2 separate regions of the Homo sapiens genome follow, and region 2 is linked to region 1. Evidence: read pairs that join two places in POLR2A ChIA-PET (ENCODE). Cell type or tissue: OCI-LY7. All regions are shown on one strand. Each heading gives the region's core, and the rest is flanking DNA. Links, peaks and the distances in the headings are about the cores only. Region 1 has its middle 12 kb from the start of LINC01507. Region 2 has its middle 280 kb from the start of LINC01507.

Region 1 (10,779 bases), core at 1,963-9,962:
TTTGCTCTTGCAAAAAGTCATGCAAAAACCTCTTGCAAAAAGTCATGTCTACACAAGTGCAAATATTCTGAAGTAATTACTTCTCTGGGACAGTTTGACTATTTTCATGGCCTTTTGGAAGCTGGTCAGGAGATCTCTGCTTAAACAAAAGGGAGCAGCTAGAAAAATTATCCTATTATTGCAAAGGGTATTTACTTATGATGTAGAGATGTCTTTTATGGGATTCTTCTTAAGTTTACTTAGGTTTACTGTGACCATATTTTTGTTGATATTTTTATTAATATTTTATATTGGTAAAATAATTTATATTTTACTTATCAGTTTCCAATTATCTTATAAAACTTTTCTAGACATCCTATAAGGTAAGCAGAATTGGTATTAGTGTTCCCATTTTACAGATGAAGAAATTGAGACTCAGGGAGTTTGTATAACTTGCTTGGGGCCACAAAGGTAAGGAGTTGACTTACCTGGAACTGGTACCTAGATTTTGTGACTTTTAGTCTTCTGTGTTTTCCATTGCAAGGGGTTGTTTCTATACAATTGGATTCAAGCATATATCACCAAACGAACTCTGCTGATAGAAACTCAGACCTTGGGCTGGGCACCATGGCTCACACCTGTAATCCCAGCACTTTGGGAGGTCGAGGCAGGCGGATCACGAGGTCAGGAGATCGAGACCAGCCTGGCCAATATGGTGAAAGCCCATCTCTACTAAAATACAAAAAATTAGTAGGGCGTGGTGGAGCGTGCCTGTAGTCCCAGCTACACAGGAGGCTGAGGCAGAAGAATCGCTTTAACCCGGGAGGAGGAGGTTGCAGTGAGCGGAGATAGTGCCACTGCACTCCAGCCTGGGAGACACAGCGAGACTCCGTCAAGAAAGAGAGAGAGAGAGAGAGAGAGAGAGAGAGAGAAAAGAAGGAAGGAAGGAAGGAAGAAAAGAAAGAAAGAAAAGAAAAGAAAAAGGAAAAGGAAAGAAAAGAAACTCAGACCTTGAGTAGAGATGATCCCATGCAAGCTGGTGAAATGAGGTGTTATCCAGTGGAGCATTTGTTCCTCCCCAAGGGGAGGTTTTACCAATGGTTTGGGTGCCCTTCAGTGTGCTTACATTGAGTGGCATCAGGTTTTCAGGTTAACTAACTTCAGTCCCAGTGGCTGTGGTGGGAGATCAGTTGCAGCTGCGCTAATTCTGCTACCCTTCAATGTGGCCATATGAGCAAGTGTTAGGTTTGCACTTTGCAGAGAAAATGAATATGTCATAATCCCAATTCCTCCCTGGGTATTTTGGTTGGCTTCAAGTGCCATTCCTTTTGTAATTAAGTGGGAAAGAGAAAACAGATGGTCACCTTGTCAAATCTTGTTTTCAAGTTAAATACACACAGCCTTTTTTCCTAAGTAGGATAATTCCTTTTTAATGGTAACGCTTTAAGACAGGGAAACATTGGTGGCTGTGTCTAGAGTGCAATGAATCTGCATGTATTGTCTACCTGCTTGAACAGTGAGCTTGGAAAAAAAAAAGTCCTCGATTTTTAAGAACGTGCCACCTAGAATCTTCTGTGTTGTCTATAACTGTGATTATTTAGCTTCTCTCTTATTCAGCCTTCTCAGGGTTACACCTTCTCCACATATGGCTAAAGTGCATGCATGGAGCAATGATATTTACCTGGAGACTAGACAGTGCCATTCAACTGGATATTAAAGGAACAGTGAGGAGAGTTCCTCTGGTGGTCCCACTATCTCTGCATTTTATTTACTTTTGGATATTGAGAAGGATCTGGAGAGGTGAAAGAATTGAATGACTCAATAATTCCTCAAAACTGGAAGCAATCTCTTATCCATTAACTTCCTGGAACAATGAGGACCAATTGATTAGGGAGCTCTTAGGTCCTTCTTAGATCTTTCTCCATGCTATGAGGAACATAGAGAAAATACCATCATTTTTTTCAAAAAATTATAAAACAGTATAGTGAGAATCGATTGAATGCTGTCTACTGGGCACTTTATGGCCCTCTAAGAGTATATCTAGATCAATTGCTTTATTAGAATGATGAGATAACTAGTCCCTCTCCCCTGCTTTTGTGAAGGGATAGGGAAATGAGAAACGGATCTTGTCTTTGCTAATTCCAAAGTCTCTCTTTCACTCCCTTAAGTGCTTCTTTCTTACTTTCTTGTCCTTTTACCGTTACACTCTCTGGAACATCCACACTATCCAGACAGAGAGAAAACCTTGATTCAGCTTCTATTCTAGAAAAACACAAGATTTTTGTCACTGCTTTGCTAGCAATCAACAGTGATTTCTTGAGTGCCTACTGTGTGCTTAGAAGTGTGTTGGAGTCCTCCCTCTTTCCCTTAAGCGGAACACATTGATTTTTAGAACACTTTTAGTTAAGACTTTAATTTAAAATCCAATGTTATTTTAAAAATGTTTGTCATTCCTCCTGGATTTCTGAAGTCTTTTCCTGTCTATGTGTTGGCTTGGGGGAAATTTCCTTTTTCTTTGTTTATTTCATTTTGCTACAAGTAAAGGAGACAATTTAAGCTTGGTATTTTTGTGAAGTTTCTTTAAAAGCGTTTTGACATTGTGGTTGGTGGTCTGATTAGTTCAGAAAGAATTTGTATTTAGTATAAGTGCTTTTTATCTAAAAATATATAGCTTGAGAGACCAGCTAATACTGTGTACTCAACTTAAAATATGCCTATGTACATATTTAAGCTCAGTTTGGCTAAAAAGTCCTTTGAACTAGAACATCACATACCACTCCCCAATTCCCATGCTCGAATGTTGGCTAACAGAGAGGACAGTAAAAGATAAAGATCCCTTGAACATATAGAACCTATATAAGTCTAAATTTAAACAAATAACAACTGGACTTTAACCACTGCTGGACAAATATTATCAGCTCAGAAATGGAGACCTAAATACTGATTCATTGATTGTTTAATTAAATTTATTATTAATAAATTAATTGTCCAAAAAAAAAGTCTGGGTAGTATGAATTCCACTCTGAATGGGGCTACACAGCCAAAACAAATGACTTTTGCACAGGATTTTATTTTCCTCTATGATTCTTAAGGAAGGTCTTCTTTGGATTATTCACTGTTCTTGGCTTTTTTATTATTCCTGGAGGAAAGGCTGCACAAAACCACAAATATTTCAAATGTCATTGTTATCATTGAAATTACTCATTCAGACTGCAAATGAAACCAGGAATGTTTTTGCCATTTAAAACTTCCAGAAGAAGAGTGAAAAAAATACAGAGTCTTCAAGGTTAAGCAGATGTGGTAAAAGCACATTCGTTCAATGTTTGTTTTGCTAATGAAAGTGAAAGTTTAATGCATGTTACAGATTTCTCCTCTGCCTTTTGTTAAACTGTTTTTTGATTATGAAGTTGAAAAAGGAAATTGTAAGAACATAATTTTCTTTAAGATCTGAAAACTCAAGAATTTTGATTGAGTGACATATATCTTTCATTTTTTAATTAATGCATTAATCTGTGTGGCATTGTAATTTATAATTTAGAAGTTATATTTTATTGAAAAGTGTTTTTAATAGTGTTAACTGGTTTGTTCATCTGGGACAGTTTGATGAGTTCAACTTTTTGTTTTTATATATATGTACATATTTTTTGAGACAGGGTCTCACTTTGTTGCCCAGGCTGCAGTGCAGTGGCATGATTATGGCTCACTGCCACCTGGAACTCCTGGGCCCAAGCGATACTCCCACCTCATTCTTCTGAGTAGGTGGGACTACAGGCAAGTGCCAACAGGTCTAGCTAGGTGTTTTGGTTTTTTAAAAAATATCTTTTGTAGAGATAGGGTCTTCCTATGTTGCTCAGGCTGATCTCCAACTCCTAGGCTCAAGTGATCCTCTTGCCTCAGCCTCCCAAAGTGCTGGAATTACAGGCGTGAGCCACCACGCCTGGCCAAGTTCAACTTTGTAAGAAAACTTACAAATTTCTCAGAACTGGTTTCTAAGACTTTGGTCTCTTTAAGGATGCCTTTTTCACCCTTGGCCTAGGTACTTGATCTTGAAGTTCTAAAATGGGATTTTTCTCTTGGCTTGTATCCCAGCTTCCCACATTTTTTTGAGGGAGAACTTGAAGATGATTACAGGAATTCATTTTTTTTCCTCTTTGCATTTTGAAGATGAAGAAAACATTATCTGTGTGAAGTTTAAACTCCTAGATGATTACTTAGAGTAATAATAATAGTATGTGGTATTTACCTGAAAAGATGCTATGAGTTAAGAAAATTTTAATTCTTATTTTTTAAAAATGCTATTAGATTTAGGTACAGTTAAAAATATCACTGTAATCCCAGCACTTTGGGAGGCCGAGGCAGGTGGATCACGAAGTCAGGAGTTCAAGACCAGCCTGGCCAAGATGGTGAAACCACGTCTCTACTAAAAATACAAAAATTAGCCGGACATGGTGGTGGGCGCTTGTAATCCCAGCTACTCCAGAGGCTGTGGCAGAGAATGCTTAAATATGTGAGGCGGAGGGTGCAGTGAGCCGAGATCTCCCCACTGCACTCCAGCCTGGGCGACAGAGCGAGACTCTGTCTCAAAAAAAAAAAAAAAAAAAAAAAAATCACTGAGGTAGCTAATGGGTGATGGTTGCCAACTGATTTCTGGTGTTGACAACTAGATTTCCTTTTTGTTCTCCCTTCAACTTCAGTCATCCTGTAGTTACCACTTGCTGTCCCTCCCTGACATGAGCACTTGTTTTATGTTTGTTTTTTTTTTGAGACGGAGTTTTATTCTTGTTGCCCAGGCTGGAGTGCAATGGCATGATCTTAGCTCACTGCAACCTCTGACTCCCGGGTTCAAGCAATTCTTCTGCCTCAGCCCTGCCAGTAGCTGAGATTACAGGCATGTGCCACGTAGAGACGGGGTTTCACCATGTTAGTCAGGCTGGTCTTGAACTCTTGACCTCAGGTGATCTGCTCGCCTTGGCCTCCCAAAGTGCTGGGATTACAGGCGTGAGCCCCCATGCCCGCCCTGAGTACTTGTTATTTCATACTAAGTAATGAATACTACAGTTTGTTAAGTTCAATGCCTAACTAAATATGACCGATGAATGCTTACCAGCCACCTGAAAGTTAAGACCGGCTATGAAGCACCACCCCCGATCCCAGGGGTTACAACTTGAAATCAACATTTGCATATACCTTTAGAAAAATTATTATGGAAATTTCTGGAATGTTGCCATACTCCCTATTTGAATTCAAATGATAATATAGTCAATTCAGGAAAGAAAATCATCCTAAAATTTCGTATTATGATTAGAAGTGTAATTTCGCTGAAATAGAAAATTTCTAATTATTAAATTTGATGAGTCACCACTCTCTAAGCAAAGATTCTGGGCACTGAGACTTTGGAGACAATGACTACACTCGGCCCTGTGCTTGCCACATTGTTAGCACTCTATAAATATTTGCTGCATTAAAACTGAAAAGGTCACCCACTCTTAAAGTCAGGGAAAGCTTTACTAATTTTTCTTGTGTTGCTTTAAAACAGCATGCTGATTAATTTCCACTATGAAAATAAAAAGTTTTCTGTCTAAATCTAGCTAAGAATTTAATAATAATGGAGGAGTAAGAGGATGGACTGAGAAAGAAAGAGAAAAGAAAAAAGGAAGAGAGCCAGAGGAAGAAAAGAGAAGGGAGGAAGGAAGGAAATGAAGACAGTCTGCACCCGCATTTGGTTGCTGTCCTGAGATTAAGCCCGACCACACGAAAACCCAAAGGAAGCAAGCATCATTTAACATTCAACTTGCAATTCATTTTGTGACTCTATCATTATGCCAGCTCATTTGTCTGCAGTTTAAAATGTGTTATAAAGTCAAAACTTAGAAGTAAAATTCTTTCACTTCCTGATACTAGAGTGAGCGTAGTACATCTGCCTGTTTTGGATCATTTCTAAGCATTTCTCAAAGGTTAGTTCCACTTTGCCTGAAAGATCGTGTTTTGAACCATTAAAAACTGTTGGCTCAAAACTTCGTCAGATCACAATTTCTTTTTTAAAATTATCTCTTGGCAGATATTATCATTTAAAAGGTTTAACATTAGTTACCCTGCTCTATTAATTTTATTTCTAAAATGTCTCTTGAATATATCTGCTTTTATCCATCCCTCTAGGCACTTTCATTATGTCCTTAACACCTCTCACCAAGCCTGTCACTAGGTCCTAGGTTGCCTTCCGTTCCAATCTTCACTAATTTAATTATTTCTTTAGGCTGTTAGCAGGATTATTTTCCCAGGAAATACGATACATCCTGAATTGTTTTTTTCTTCCAAACCCTTCAGGGGTTTGTATTTGCTTATATAACAAAAGTTTGGAGTACCTGGTAAATATTCAAGATCTTTTATCATTGACTTCTCAAATACCATCTCAGTCTCAACTTCTCCTCCCTTCCTTGTTATATTTCTGTACCAATGAGTTACACAAATGCACTGGATAGTTTCACATTTCTTTGTCTCTGTTCATGTTAATTCCTCATCCCAAAAGTCCTTACTCTGCTTTTACAGTTTTGGAAATCCTAGCTCAACTCAAATATCACTTCCTCCATGAAACCCTGAGTGTATTACTCAGCTGAAGGTAATTGTTCTTTCCTCTATCCCCTACGTGAAGTAAATTAATATGATGTTAGAGATGGAAAAAGTTTTACACTTCAATCATTCTCCATTCAGGCATCATCTTGGTATTGGAGAGGCAATTTAGTTTTCAATGAAAGATACAAATGAGAGTAAATAAAAGAAGTATTTATTGGCTCAAGTAACTGAAAATCCAGTAGTTCGGCTGGCTGAATTCAGTGCCTGGCTAATGTTCTCAGCGATCTGTCCCTTATTATATTTCCTGGCTCTGATTTTCTCCATGTTGGGTTCAGTCTTAAGCAGACCCTACACTCATATATGATGGGAAAGCGGTTCTCAGAAGCTCCAGATTTACATAGTATTTTTAGCTCTCAATCTCCGAAGGAGAGAAATCCTCTTTCACAGCATTTATATCAACTCGTCATATGACTTGGATTGTTTGGAGGTGGGACATGTGTCTACCTTGGGGCTATCATTGTCTCTGGGAAGCCTGGGTTATCGGATTGGCCAGTCTGGGTCATAAGCTTGTCTCTATGATGAAGGAGGTAGGGTCATGTGATGAACAGGCAGAATCATGTAGAGTGAGAAACGGTTTCCAAAAAAAGTAATTTTTATTTGTTACATTCTCTATTGGGTACTTTCATTTGCCCTCTGTTACAGCTAACTGTTTATTTGTATCTGATCTTTGAATTTTAAGATTATTGAGAGCAAGAATCAAAACACATTTAATAAATGTTTGTCTCTTAGCTGAATGAAGGACCCAACAGGCAGACAACAAATGAAATAATATCTAAAGTCACCATTTTATTTGACTTATGTTCTTTCATACCTTTTTAAACCTCATTGACGAGACTTGATACTTTCCTGTAATTAAGGAAAATTGGCCGTCACATAAAATGGTGGACAGGATTAATTTTGAGATACAATCAATTTACTTAAAATATCAGACCCCAAATACTTCTAGCCATGATTTGGCTAGCAAAAGCCATTATAAATTAAAGTTTTCCCCTTTAGAAAAATTATTGCTGTTACTAGAAAAAATGTTGATATCGTTTATTACCATTACTAAAACAACAACATTTGATGCTTGCATTAAAAAATTTATCATAATTTGACAGTTTTGTTTTATAGTTTTAGGAAATACAAGGTCTCTCCAAGTAGAGTATTAAAATCTTCAAAATGGGCCAGGCGCGGTGTCTCATGCCTGTAATCCCAGCACTTTGGGAGGCCAAGGCAGGCAGATCGTGAGGTCAGGAGTTCGAGACCTGCCTGGCCAACATGGTGAAACCCATCTCTACTAAAAATACAAAAAATTAGCCAGGCGTGGTGATGCACGCCTGTAATCCCAGCTACTCCGTAGGGTAAGGCAGGAGAATCGCTTGAACCCAGGAGGCGGAAGTTGCAGTGAGCCTAGATGGTGCCATTGCACTCCAGCCTGGGCGACAGCGAGACTCCATCTCAAGGAAAAAAAAAAAATCTTCAAAATGGAAAATTAAGGAGTAGTTCCTTTTTTCTGTTCTTAGTAACTTTAGCTAATCTAAGGAAATAAAAGGAAATAGACCCGCTTTGCAGTCTTCGCTCAAAATAATTTACCTGCTTTATTTAAACTAGTTATTTCATTGGCATGATGTTCCACAAGACCATTGATCACCATGGCCATGACATGAACAGTACCATATTGTGAGCACCTAATTTATATTGTTTTCTTCAATTAGCATTTTTTTTTCTTTTCTTTTTTTTTTTTTTTAGATTGAGTTTCGCTCTTGTTGCCTAGGCTGGAGTGCAATGGCACAATCTCAGCCCACCATAACCTCCGCCTCCCGGGTTCAAGCAATTCTCCTGCCTCAGCCTCCCAAGTAGCTGGGATTACAGGCATGCGCCACCACTCCCGGCTAATTTTGTATTTTTAGTAGAGATGGGGTTTCTCCGTGTTGGTCAAGCTGGTCTAGAACTCCCGACCTCAGGTGATCCACCTGCCTCAGCCTCCCAAAGTGCTGGGATTACAGGCGTGAGCCACCATGCCTGGCCCAATGAGCTTTTAATAAAGTAATGTGTAAGCTTGTTTTCATCAAGTCTGTGTTCTAGAGATTGTGTAGTGTAAATGCAAGCATTCTGGATTTGGAACCAGACTTAACCTAATATGAAATCTAACTCTGCCACTGCTTAGCTCTTGGTGTCACAAATCACTTAGCCTCCCTGTCCCTCAGTTTACTGCTTTGCGAAATGGGGCTAATAATATCTGGTTCAGAGAACTGTGAAGAATGAAGGGGTAATGTGATATTGTTGACAGAGTATATGGCACATTGTAAGGGCTCAATCTAATATAAAGACTATTATCATTATGGCTCCTATTATACTGCTACTAGTACTAATTGCTTTCTAGAAAAAAGCAAAGCTGTAAATCACTGAGGAAGGGATATTTGATCGGTCTTACTAAAGCACTCCTGCTTAAAGGGAAAAATGTTTGTGGTGTAAATGTTGGAATTTGTAAGACAGAGCAATGTTCTTATTTCACCACTGAAGAAATGCCCTGCTTTCAACCTTTTGATGGACAGATGTCTTTGCTGCTTTTACATCCCACCCCACCATGCTCTTCCTCCCTAACTGCAACTACCAGTATTTTGTGACAAAAGACTCTTCCTCCCTAGATAGACTGTGGGGATCACTAGGCCAGTCCCAGTGTGACTTCTTACTTCCCATAAGATAGAAATGTCTTACTCCATTTGAGATTAAATTTGATCTTTCTGGGAAATGTAAAGCTACTGTACTCCAGTTTCTTAAATATAAAGGTTGTGAGGTGAAGCAAGGCATAGCATACATGGAGATCTAAATAGCCATCCCAGGGTTCTAATGAGGCCACAAATCACAGAACTCCATTATGGTCAGAGTCGTGGTAGCATTAGACTGACCATAGCTTGCTTAACCTTACTGGTGCCACAATTTTGGGGTAAGCACATTATCTCCCTGTAAAGCACATTTCTATTTAATACGTGCACATGCAGCAGGTATTTATTCTTACACCAGTTCCCCACCCATCGTTATTTGCTGTGAATAGTAATTTTAGAAAATATTTATTTTGCAATGATTTTGGACTTATGAAAGTGTCACAAGACTGGTTTAGAGAATTAAGGACTTTATTTGGATTCACCAATTTTATTTTGAAGGAACACGTGCTAGAGGTTTTAGCTCATCATTAGTGAGGGAAACAGGCAAATATTACAGCTAGTTCAAAGGTTCATTTATAGATCAGGAATATCAAAATACATTTGCATATGGATGCAAGCTAGCTTCTTCTGCAGAAATGGAAGGAAGACAACCTCTACTTGACAGAATTTATTTACTGCCTCTCGACAAGAATTACTTTGCATTGCTCTGCTAATTCACTAATGTTTAACATTTTGCCACATATCCTTTGTCATTCCCTCTTTCTCTAATTAAATTTTTCTGAACCCTTTGAGAGTAATTTGTATGCATCATGCCTCATACTCTTTAGTACCTTTAATTCACTGTGAATTGTCTAAGAAAACACATTCTCTTACATAACCACAACAAATAATTAAATTCAGGAAACTTATCATTGATACAATACTTTAATCTACAGTTCATGTTTTGTCAGTTGTCCTAATAATGTCCTTGATAGCATTTTTTCCATTCTGTAGCACTGAATTCAGTCCGGGGTCCCACATTTCATCTAGTTATCTTTAGTCTCCTTTATATTTTTTAAAAATTTGAAGTTTGTCTACATTGGAAATTTAGAGTCAAAGATTGTGGCATTTCTATATTTGTGTGTGCATGTGTGTGTTGCTTCATTTATGATAATATCCTTAGCTATTATGTCAAAAGCTGACTTTTTTTTTAAGTGCATTTCAACTCCAAAGTAATACTGAGGGGAAAATAGCAAGCATAAATCAGAACATCAAAGTAAGTCCCATCATGCCTACAGTGTACAAATAGCTGTTGATGAGTTTGCCATGCTTACTGAACTGAATAAGTATAAAAGCTTTTCATGTGCATTCCTGTTTTCAGGCCCAATACAGTACGTTAACCTCAGAATATCAAATTGAATCAGAGGTTCTGAGAAGAGCAGCCTGAAAAGCCGTTAGAATGACACTCTTCATTACACTATCTAGATTCAGGTTTCAGACAACCATAACCGGGGCTTTCCCAACCTCTCACCTAAAGTCAAAT
Region 2 (10,779 bases), core at 1,876-9,875, 290 kb after region 1:
AATAGGCCAACATATGTGAAAGAATGTCTCGTGTATGGAAAATACAACAATTGAAAACACATTTTTTTTCTTTTTAAAATAATTGATTCAAAATACATCACTTTCTTCTAGTTTGTGTTCTTCCTATTGTGCTACACTTTGATACATGGCATAATCTCTTCTTATTTAAAAAAAAAATTCATGCCTTAGGGATAGATATCTCATTTTGGAGAAATTTAGGAAGAAAATGTGATAATGTAAGAGATAACTAGGACCTTACAGCTACTCTCATGAAGTTCATATTGTGATGCAAATATAGAGTAAATCAATAAAACATAATTAGTAAACTGTGGGAAAAGATAGAGAACAAGTAAAGGGAAATTGAGAGTTCCAAGTGAGTTGCAGGTAAGGAGATAGGTAGCAATTGTTAAGAGTAGCTGTTATTGCTATGAAAAACATTATGGCAGGTTAGGCTTGATTTGGACCTGCCACAACAGATACCTGTGGCATGCTCAGTTGTATATCTTTTCTGCTACATTAAAACAATAGCAGGTTTTCTGCTTTTTAAATACAAGTTCCTTTCCTCCTACTTCTCTTCCTACTCTTCTCTTAACATGTCACGTCTACCTGCTACATAGCTAGAGGCTGATAAAGTGGCATCTGCTCAGGTTGGTGTAGGCGTTTCTTGTTTCTTGAGTCAAATATGCAGACATGCCACTGCAAATGGATGACTACTCAGTTTGTTTGCTTGTGGATTTTTACAACTTCATCGGTGTTTTATCAGTCAAATTGTCAGTGTTTTTAACAGTTGATGGATATGATAGAAATTGGTACGGTGTAAGTCTGTGGTTCTCAACTCTAGCTGCATATGAGAATCACTCAGGGAGTTTGGAAAAATGCAGATGCCAGGGCCCAGGGCCAGGGATGTTGATTTGATTGGTCTCTATGAGGCCTGGGCATTAGTGCTAGGTGCTGGCCAGTGATTCTGAGAAGTAGCCAGGCAGGGGTATCTCAAGGTGTGCCAGGCAGCCTGCAGGTACTTTCAGAGGAATATGCCATGTGATTTAATCCTCACATCAGTATAACAAAGGCATTGGGGTCCTCATTTTGCAGAAAAAGGTCTGTATTTTTGAGTGATGGCATGATTTTCCCAGAGCCACATCACTAGGGTGTAGAAGGGTGTATTTCATTTCTGACATCGTATTTGGAAATTGTGGGTTGGAAAAGCTAATTCAGTTCCACTCAAATAAAATGGTTTACTTGTGAAATGTTTTTCCACCATCTGCGCCTCTGAAAATAGAGTGGCAGTTTCCATTATGGAATTGTAGAAAGTTTGACCCCCAAATGTACAACTGATAAAAAGTGAAATTAAATAACACACCCCACTTTAGAGAAGGAATCCCAAAATAGGTATCTTAAAATTATTTCCATTTTTTGCTTTTATGTTTATACATTTCAAAGAAGAGATTCAGCCAACCTTTATTTTTTAATGTTTGAAACAGCATTTTCCCCTGTTATTTCTGAGCAAGATAAACCCAGGAAGCACTAGAAATTTCAAGCAATATGGTTTTTTTTCTTGACGATAACACTTGAGTAGTGTAAAATATTGATAAAATAAAAAGTCACTTTTGTTATTATAAATGGTTTGGAATTATTACTTTAGTTACAAATAAATTCCAAATATAGAAGGTATTGTTACAATGACTTTGACAAGCATGATTGCTTCCATATTAGGCTCATACTACACCTCTGTACATATGTGAATCTTTGTACAAAATGTCTTTTTTTCCCAATTGAAAGGCAATTTTTAGCATGTGATAAAAGATACAGAAGGTTAAAAAAAGAGATGATTGTGAAAAGGCAGTAAACCTGCTAGCCGAGTGTCACTATCCTACTGGTTCCCAGAATCAACTATTTTTACCAGATTTTTGTTTTATTTTATTTTTATTTTATCCTTCTAGAAATACTACATGATTCTACAAACATAAAATACATATATTTATCTTTTCACTTAAATAGCAGCATACTATAAATTCACAGTTTTATATCTTGCTATTTTTACTGGCTAATACTTCTTTGAGGTCATTATATCAACACATATAGACCTACTTCATTATTTTTAGTGACTACATAGTGTTACATTGAATGGATGTGCCATAGTTTGTTTAAATGAGTACCCACAGGTGGGCATGAGTTGTAATATTTTTTGTTTTACAGACAATACTATCAAATGCTCTATGAAGTGTTTGAACCAACTTACACTTTGGCCAGCAATGTATGAATGTCTGTTTCCCTATGCTTTAGTCAACTCTATATTATCACATTTTAAAATGTTTGCCTGAATCTAACGGGGGAAAATGCTTGCTTATTGTTTTAATTTATGTTTTGCATTCATATCTTAGAAAGCAATTCATAGTTTATTCTGAGAAGTGCCTGGAACTGCTCATATATATTGAAGGATATAAATACAAATAGCAATGCAAATATTCATGTATGTACCACCTAGCTTCATGTGTAGAACATCAGTGATTTTCTTTAAAAAAGCTCTGTGGATGGTTCCCATTTCTTCTTCAGCATTCAAAGATCACGATTACCCTGAATGGCATCTTCTCTTCTCTTGCTTTTTTCAATAGTTTAATGATATTTGATGAGTCCCTAAATGTTAGATCATTTAGCTCTGTGTGCTTTTTAAGTTTCTACATGTGAAACCAAACTACATGTATATATTTGTAACATAATTTTTTTTTGCTCACTCAAAAATATTTTTTATATATTTTTTAATATTCACGAATATCTATACCTAAGAGTGTGTTTCTAGTGTTCTGAAAAATTCTCAGGTACTATCTCTTCAAAAGTTACATTCCTCATTCCAGAATTCCTCATCCTGATCTCCATGTCTCTTAACTTCTTTATTATTTCTATTTTATTTGTATTTTTTAAAATTTTATTTAGAGGTAGGGTCTTGCTCTCTTGCCCAGGCTGGAGTGCAATGGCATGATCATAGCTTACTGCAGCCTTGAACTCCTAGGCTCAAGCAATACTCACATCTCAGCCCTAGAACAGCTAGGACTACAGGGACATAGCACCATGATGCCCAGCCAAGTTTTTTCTTTAATTTTAGAGACCGGGTCTCACTATGCTGCCCAGCCTAGTCTTGAACTCCTGGCCTCAAGCCATCCTCCCATCTTGGCCTCCCAAAGTGCTGGAATTACAGGCGTGAGCCAACACACTTGGCTTCTTAACTTCTTTTCAATATTTTTCATCGATTTTGTTTTATGTTACATTTTAGAGAAAAAGTATTTATATCTCTGCATAAACTAAATATCTCAGTCTGTATAATCTATGATTTAATTTATCTGTTAACATTTTTATATCAATTTTTTAACTTCCAAAATAAGTATTATTAATTTTTATATCTCTTTTGTCTTTTTATAGTCTTTTTTCTTGCTTATATTTTAAGTCATTTTTATTTGAATGTAGAAATACAGTTATTTCACAGTTTCATTTGATAATGTTGATATCTGAAGTCCTACTAAATATAATTCTGCTATCTGTTATTTATTTTGGCTATCACTCAAAGTGCCTTGAAATCTTTGCTATTATAAATGGTATCTTTTATACAATCCATCTTCTAGTTTTGGGTTACTGGTATACAGAGACAAAACTGATGCTCACTTTACATACTGATTTTATCCACTGTCCTTGATAAATTCATAAATTAATGCTAATTTGGGTCCTTCTACATACACAATCACTTGTAAATAATGACAGCTTCCCAGTCTTCATTTATTTAAACCTTTATTTATACCTTTTATTTCTTTTCTTGCCTAACATCACCCGCTAAAATCTCTAGGTCAATGTTAACTAGAAATTACAATACTAGGCATTCTCATCTCCTTCATAATCTCAGGTGACTAGCTTTCAGTATTTCATCATTGAGCTCTACGTTTGCTATAAGGTTTTTATAGATACTTTTTAATGGATTAAGGAAGCTTCTTCCATTACTAGTTTGCTAAGAGGGCTTTCTTCATTTATCATGAAAGGACATTGAATTTTATTAATTTTTTGCATCCTCCAAAACATGGAATGATTTTCAGTTATTACTAGACATGAACCCATCTAGATTGTGATATATTATTATTTTTATCTAACGTTAGAGTCAATTTATTAATTTTTGTTTAGAAATTTTGTATCCATGTTCATGGAATTGGCCCGTAATTTTCCCATCTTGTTATGCTCTTTTCAGGCCTACAAATAACTATTTAAAAAGCATTTCCTATGTTTATATTCTCTGTAAGAGTTTTTGTAATATTGGTGGTGTTTCTTTCTCAAATGTTTGGTAGAATTCACAGGAAAGCCATCTGGACCTGCAGTTTTCTTTGTGGAAACATTTTTTTAAAGCAGCTTTATTGAGACATGATTTACATATCATAAAATTCATCCATTTAAAATGTAAACCTTAATGATTTTTAGTAAATTTACAGAATTGTGCAGCCATCACCAAAATCCAATTTTAGAACATTTTCACCACCTCAAAAATATACCTCATACTAATTTGTAGTTATTTTTATTCCAACCCCCAGTTCCAGGCAACCACTAATCTACTTTCTATCTCTATAGATCTACTTTTTCTGACCATTTGGTATAAATATAATTGTACAATATGTAGCTTTTGTCCCTAGCTTCTTTTACTTAACATAATAATTTTGAGATTCATCTATATCATAGCTATGTGATCAGCAGTTCATTCCTTTTTATTGCTGAATAGCATTTGACAATATGAATATACTTTATCTTGTTTATATATCCACCCGTTGATGAATATTGGGTATTTTTATGTTTTAGCTATTACTAATAATGTTGCTATGGACATTTATGTGTAAGCCTTTGTAAATACACGTTTTCATTTCTTAGAGTGGAATTGTCATATTGTTTGTTGTATCTATGTTTAACACCTTAAGAAACTGCCAAACTGTTTTCCAAAGTGGTTGTACCATTTTACATTTCTATATCCAATGTTGCAGTGTCTTCATATCTCAATAATACTTATTATCTTTTTTACTATAGCCATCTAGTGGGTATGAAGTGATATCTCAATGTGGTTTTGATTTGTGTTTCCTAATGACAGATGGCATTGAATATCTTTTCACATGCTTGCTTGCCATTTGTGTATCTTCTTTGAAACAATAATTATTCAAGTTATTTGCCCATTTTTTAAATTGGGCCACTAACTTTATTATCATTGAATTGTCAGTGTTCTTTATATATTCTGGATACATGTCTTTTATGAGACACAGGATTTGCAAATATTTCATCCAAGTGTCTGGCTTATCTTCTCATATTCTTAATAATTTTGAAGCACAGAAGTTTATTAGTTTGATAAAGTCAATTAAAATTTTTTTTGTTTATAAGCCATGCTTTTCTAGGTATTATAAGATACTATTATGTATTGTATCTAAGAAATCTTTTCCTAACCCTCAGGGTCAAAAAGATTTTCTCCTGTGTTTTCTTCTAAAAGTTGTATAGTCTTAGAAGTAACATTCAGGTCTATGATCCACTTTGAGTTAATTTTTGTGTCTTATGTGAAGGGTCTAAATTAATCTTTTTATGTATGCAGGTAACTAATTTTAAATGAAAAAGAATAGCAACACTGGATGTTAGTGAGGATATGAAACAAATGAAACTTTCATAAATTGTTGAGAGAATATAAAATGGTAGGATCTATTTAAGAAAATAGATGGCTGTTTATTATAAATTATAACATTTATCGACCTTATGACCAAGCAATTCCATTTTTACCCAAAACAAATGAGAATATATGTCCATAAAATAAGTTATACATGAGTAGTCATAGCAGTATTATTCATAAAAGCCCCAAATGGGAAATGGCTGCAGTGTCAATAAACTGTGATGTATTCATAAAATAGAATACACTACTCAACACTAAAAAAGGAAAAATAATGTTGTTACATGCAACAACATGGTGAATTTCAAAAACATTATCCTGAAGGTAACAAATCATACAGACAAGAGTGCCTATGTTATGATTCCGTTAATATAAATTTCTAGAAAAAGCTACCATATGATTTTCTTTACAAAGCACTAGAACAAAGGGAGAAAATATCAGAACAATAGGCATCTCAGGGTTAGAGGGGGGATGAGTATTTCTATAGAGGGAGGGTGAGAAACTTTCTGGAATGATGGACTGTTATATATTGATAGGGGTTTAAAATACCAAGATGTAAATCAAAACTCAGTGGATACACACTTAAGAATTTTGCATTTCGCTATGTGTACATTTAATTTCAAAAGAAGAAAACTACTGAAAAATTAATTAAACTGTTGTTAGAAATATATGTGTTGAACTTGCAGTTTCACTAAAATATGAGATGATTGATGGTTGGATGGATAGATATGTATCTGTGAATGGATAGATCTGTAGTAAAGTAAATATAGCAAAAAGTTAATGGTAGAATTTAGGTGGTAGGTATATGGGTGTTCACTGTTAAATTCTTTCCACTTTACTGTACATTTGAAACTTTATATAAAAATACTTTTGGAAATTTAAAAAATGTGTTTCATCATTTCCTCAAACCCCAAATTATTTATTTTACTGTCACAGAAAGAAGGAAGAAAACTTGGATTCACTTCAAGACATATTCTAGAGAAGGCCCTGTCTTCTCTTTATATTTTTATCTATATTTCAAGTTAAGAAGATGTGAAACTTTAGTCTACATCTTATCTAAATTTATTCATCTCTTTAGGGTAGCCAAACTTGCTCCTTTTTAATCATGACAATATCCAGGGGACTTTAAAGAGTATCTTAGTTAATTTATTCATTTCATGCACAGAAGCCAGTCAAAAACGTTTTTTGAGGAGCTTAATTTGATGTCTTTATTTTAAAAAAAGTTATTGGTTATTGAATTATGTAGAATGCACAAAAGTAGCCCATGATCCAAAGGAAATAAAGTTATTGTCTCTATTTACTTTGTTCCTGATGGTTCAAATGATCTTACTCTTACCAAAGTGGGATAACCTTCATTTCATATTTACAAAATGTTTATTGAGAGCCTGCTATAAACCAAGTTCAAGGGCCACAAAATCAAATAGATCATACCTCATATGATTTTGCTCTGTGTCCCCACTCAAATCTCATCTTGAATTGTAATCCCCATGTGTTGGGGGAGGGGCCTGGTGGGAGGTGATTGAATCATGGGGTAGACGTCCCCCTTGCTGTTTTGGTGATAGTGAGTTCTCAAGATATCGGTTTGTTTGAAAATCTGTGGCACTTCCCCCTTTGTCCTCTCTCTCTCTCATGCCACCATGGTAAGACGTACCTTGCTTCCCCTTCCTTTTTTCCCATGATTGTAAGTTTCCTGAGGCTTCCTTAGCCATGAGGAGCTGTAAGTCAATTAAACCTCTTCTCCTTATAAATAACCCAGTCTCAGGTAGTTCTTTAAGCAGTGTGAAGCTGGACTAATACAATATCCATAATGAGTTTAAAGTCTACAGAAGAAACTTTCCCTTTCTTATGCTTTTCCCTTTAATTTATTGTTAAAATATTGAGTTTTTAAATAATAGACTCTCCACAAAACTGCCATGCCAATGTTACTATTTTCATTTTTCCACAGTACAATTTCTTTATGCCACTATTTATTTTACATTTTTACATAATTTCTATTTTTTACATTTGACTTTATAGTAATCACATTTTCTCATGTAAATTACTCTGGAATGACCTCTTGTCATAGAGTGTAAGAGAGACTAGGAAAGAGTATAATAAAGATAGGCACAAACAAGTTTCTTCCCAAGAAAAACAAAGCAATGAAGTTAGTCTAGACTTTATTTTCCAGGAACTAGTAGCTTCCTCTCCCTTCTCTGTAGAAGAACTAGGAGTACTTGTCTTTCTTACACTCATTTTTCTACATTTTCTTAAAAGACTGCAGATAGGCCAGGTGCGGTGGCTCACACCTGTAATCCCAGTACTTTGGGAGGCCAAGGCGTGCGGATCACAGGGTCAGGAGTTTGAGACCAGCCTGGCCAATATGGTGAAACCCCGTCTCTATTGAAAATATAAAAATTAGCTGAGCGTGGTGGTGGGTGCCTGTAGTCCCAGCTACTTGGGAGGCTGAGGCAGGGGAATTGCTTGAATCTGGGTGGCAGAGGTTGCAGTGAAGTGAGATTGCACCATTGCACTCCAGCCTGGGCAACAGAGCAAGACCCTGTCTCAAAAAAAAAAAAAAAAAAAAAAGAAAAGAAGAAGAAAAGCCTACAGATATAAAAAGATTTTGTCTTTATCAATAAAATTGTAAGCTCTGAGGCCAGACGGGATTGCTCATGCCTGTAATCCCAGCACTTTGGGAGGCCGAGGCAGGCAGATCACGAGGTCAGGAATTCGAGACCAGCCTGACCAACATGGTGAAACCTTGTCTCTACTAAAAATACAAAAATGAGGCCTGGCGCAATGGCTCACGCCTGTAATCCCAGCACTTCGGGAGGCCAAGGCGGGCGGATCACGAGGTCAGGAGCTCAAGACCATCTTGGCTAACACGGTGAAACCCCGTCTCAACTAAAAAAAAAATACAAAAAATTAGCCGGGCGTGGTGGCGGGCGCCTGTAGTCCCAGCTACTAGGGAGGCTGAGGCAGGAGAATGGCATGAACCCAGGAGGTGGAGCTCGCAGTGAGCTGAGATCGTGCCACTGCACTCCAGCCTGGGCCAAAGAGTGAGACTCTGTCTCAAAAAAAAAAAAAAAAAAAAAAATTGTAAGCTCTGTGACTTTTCAGAAAAAGTAAGGCTTGTTTTAAACATCTTGATATATTTAAATAACGGTGTTTTTTTTTTAGCTAAAAAAACTAAAGAATTAAAAACTATAGCCTTCCATGTGAACATAGAAAAACTACTTGTCCTATTTAGTAAAATGTTGTTAGGACTTGTCTTTCGTTGATTCTCAAGAAAAGGACAGTAGAAGGAGAAGATCAGAATTTGTGAGTCAAGAAAGCACGCATACACATGAAAGCTTGGGAATTGAGAATTTGGGAGAAATCTAAACACTTATAATAAATTCTTAATTACTTAGCTTCTTGTCTGTATTTGCTTTTTCTCTAAAACAAATGTTATTTATTCCAGAGATGAGCAGCTGGATTTGTGAAATATACATGAAATGTTGCTTGAGTTGGAACTATTTTAGGTGAAAAAATATTATCACAGTATCTAGTGAACCAGCAGTCTTCTGAAATGGGGCAGAAGCGATGAATGGTTTTACCTTCGTAATTTTTGAAAAAATCAGAGTCATACCTGAAAGTGAGTCTTCCTATTAATTTATAGATATGGTATTAAATGTTATTAGTTTATAAGACAAAACTTTACCTGAATGCATTTGGTTGACCATAATTGGTATCAGGCTAGGTAGTGTAGCAAAACTCAACAAAGAATTTGACCTATTGGCAGGAAGGATTCTAAGAAGAGAAAGAGTAGAGGTAACGGTGTGTTACAGAATTAGGCATAGCAGGAATTAGAAATAGGTATTAGGCTATGTGGGTTAATTTTGAGTATGTCTTGGAAGACCTCGGTTAATTTGGAGCCCGTGAATTATACCAGGTAAGGACTCTTGAGTTTGGGTCCAGTGAAACATTGAGGTGGATAAGGGCAGAAGGTCAGAGGAAGGAGAATAAACAGTTGCCATTTCGCTTATTCATATGACATATTTATACTGGGAGCTTATTGCAATTAACACTGCACATTCAATGATGAGAAATATATGTATAGTCTTTGTATCAGTCAGAGTCTCAGCAAGAAAGAGAAGGTACACTCCAAATGAACAATTTGAGTAGATCTTCTTTGAGAAGAATTATTTACATAGGTATGGGCAGGATTTCAGGAAACCAGCAAGGCACGGTGTTGGGTTCTAAGGCAGTTACAGTGGAAAATGGTTACCAGGAAAAGTAGCTGCTTTGAGAAACTGACAGAAACAGAGGCATTGGATACAAGTGTGCCATCTAACCATGATAACCCACTATAACTAGGACACTTATCTCCATCTCACTTTGTCCTTGTCCTCCAGTCTCCTGAGAATGCCTCACATTGATCACACCCAACTGGAAGCAAGAGGACAATGAAGCCTGTTGATAGAGTGCATGTGAATCAGCAGCTTCTGGGGCAGAGAGAAGGGTGGAGAAGGTTGGACAGTGGATAAGGGTGGACTGTGGATAAGGGTGGGTGGCAAACGGAAGATAACCAGCAGAGCTTCTCTTCTCACGAAGCTTTCATTTTAGGGCAGTGATTTCATTTAGGGCAGTGAGGAAGATTTTGCTCCCTCAGAGGACATTTGGCAATGTTTGGTGATATTTTTTAAATTGTCACAACTTGAGGGAGTGGTGCTACTGGCATCTTGTGTGTAGAGGCCAGTAGAGGGCAAGGATGCTGCGAAACATCATACAATGCACAGTATTGCACACGCCTCCCTCAAAACAAAGACTTGTTTAGCCTGAAATTCCAACAGTGAGGAGGTCTGTTTTAGTGCAGGAAAAAATATTTGTCAAATTATCATATAAATGAATGTAAAATTGTAAACTATGCAGTATTCTGTGAAAGATGGTCACTTACTGCTATCAAGATGCAGGATCAGAGAGGCTTTTGTGAAGATAGGATGATTAAGATTTGAAGGGTGAATCAGAGGTAAGTAGAGCAAGGAAGAGGAGGGGAAAAATAATCCGAGCAGAGAAAACACCATATCAAATGCCTAAGGCAAGAAGCAGAATGGAAATCTTCAAGAAAAGGAAGGAACTCTGGTGGGATGGAA

What was found. ChIA-PET counts read pairs that join two places held together with the same protein. Peaks named below come from ENCODE experiments on the same cell type or tissue, not always from the same donor. Only the 100,000 strongest peaks of a DNase experiment are listed, where the experiment ranks them.
Region 2: POLR2A ChIA-PET joins it to region 1 with 5 read pairs; 2 of 35 experiments call an interaction of 5 or more read pairs at or near these places.

What each region holds. Positions count from the first base shown.
Region 1 is chr9:79,806,921-79,817,699 of GRCh38, forward strand. No RefSeq gene overlaps it. Among named protein-coding and RNA genes, the nearest start is that of LINC01507, 12 kb to the right of the region's middle. In OCI-LY7, for the core only: no CTCF peak of the experiment used is centred there; a DNase peak (open chromatin) is centred at 5,861.
Region 2 is chr9:80,097,012-80,107,790 of GRCh38, forward strand. No RefSeq gene overlaps it. Among named protein-coding and RNA genes, the nearest start is that of LINC01507, 280 kb to the left of the region's middle. In OCI-LY7, for the core only: no CTCF peak of the experiment used is centred there; no DNase peak of the experiment used is centred there.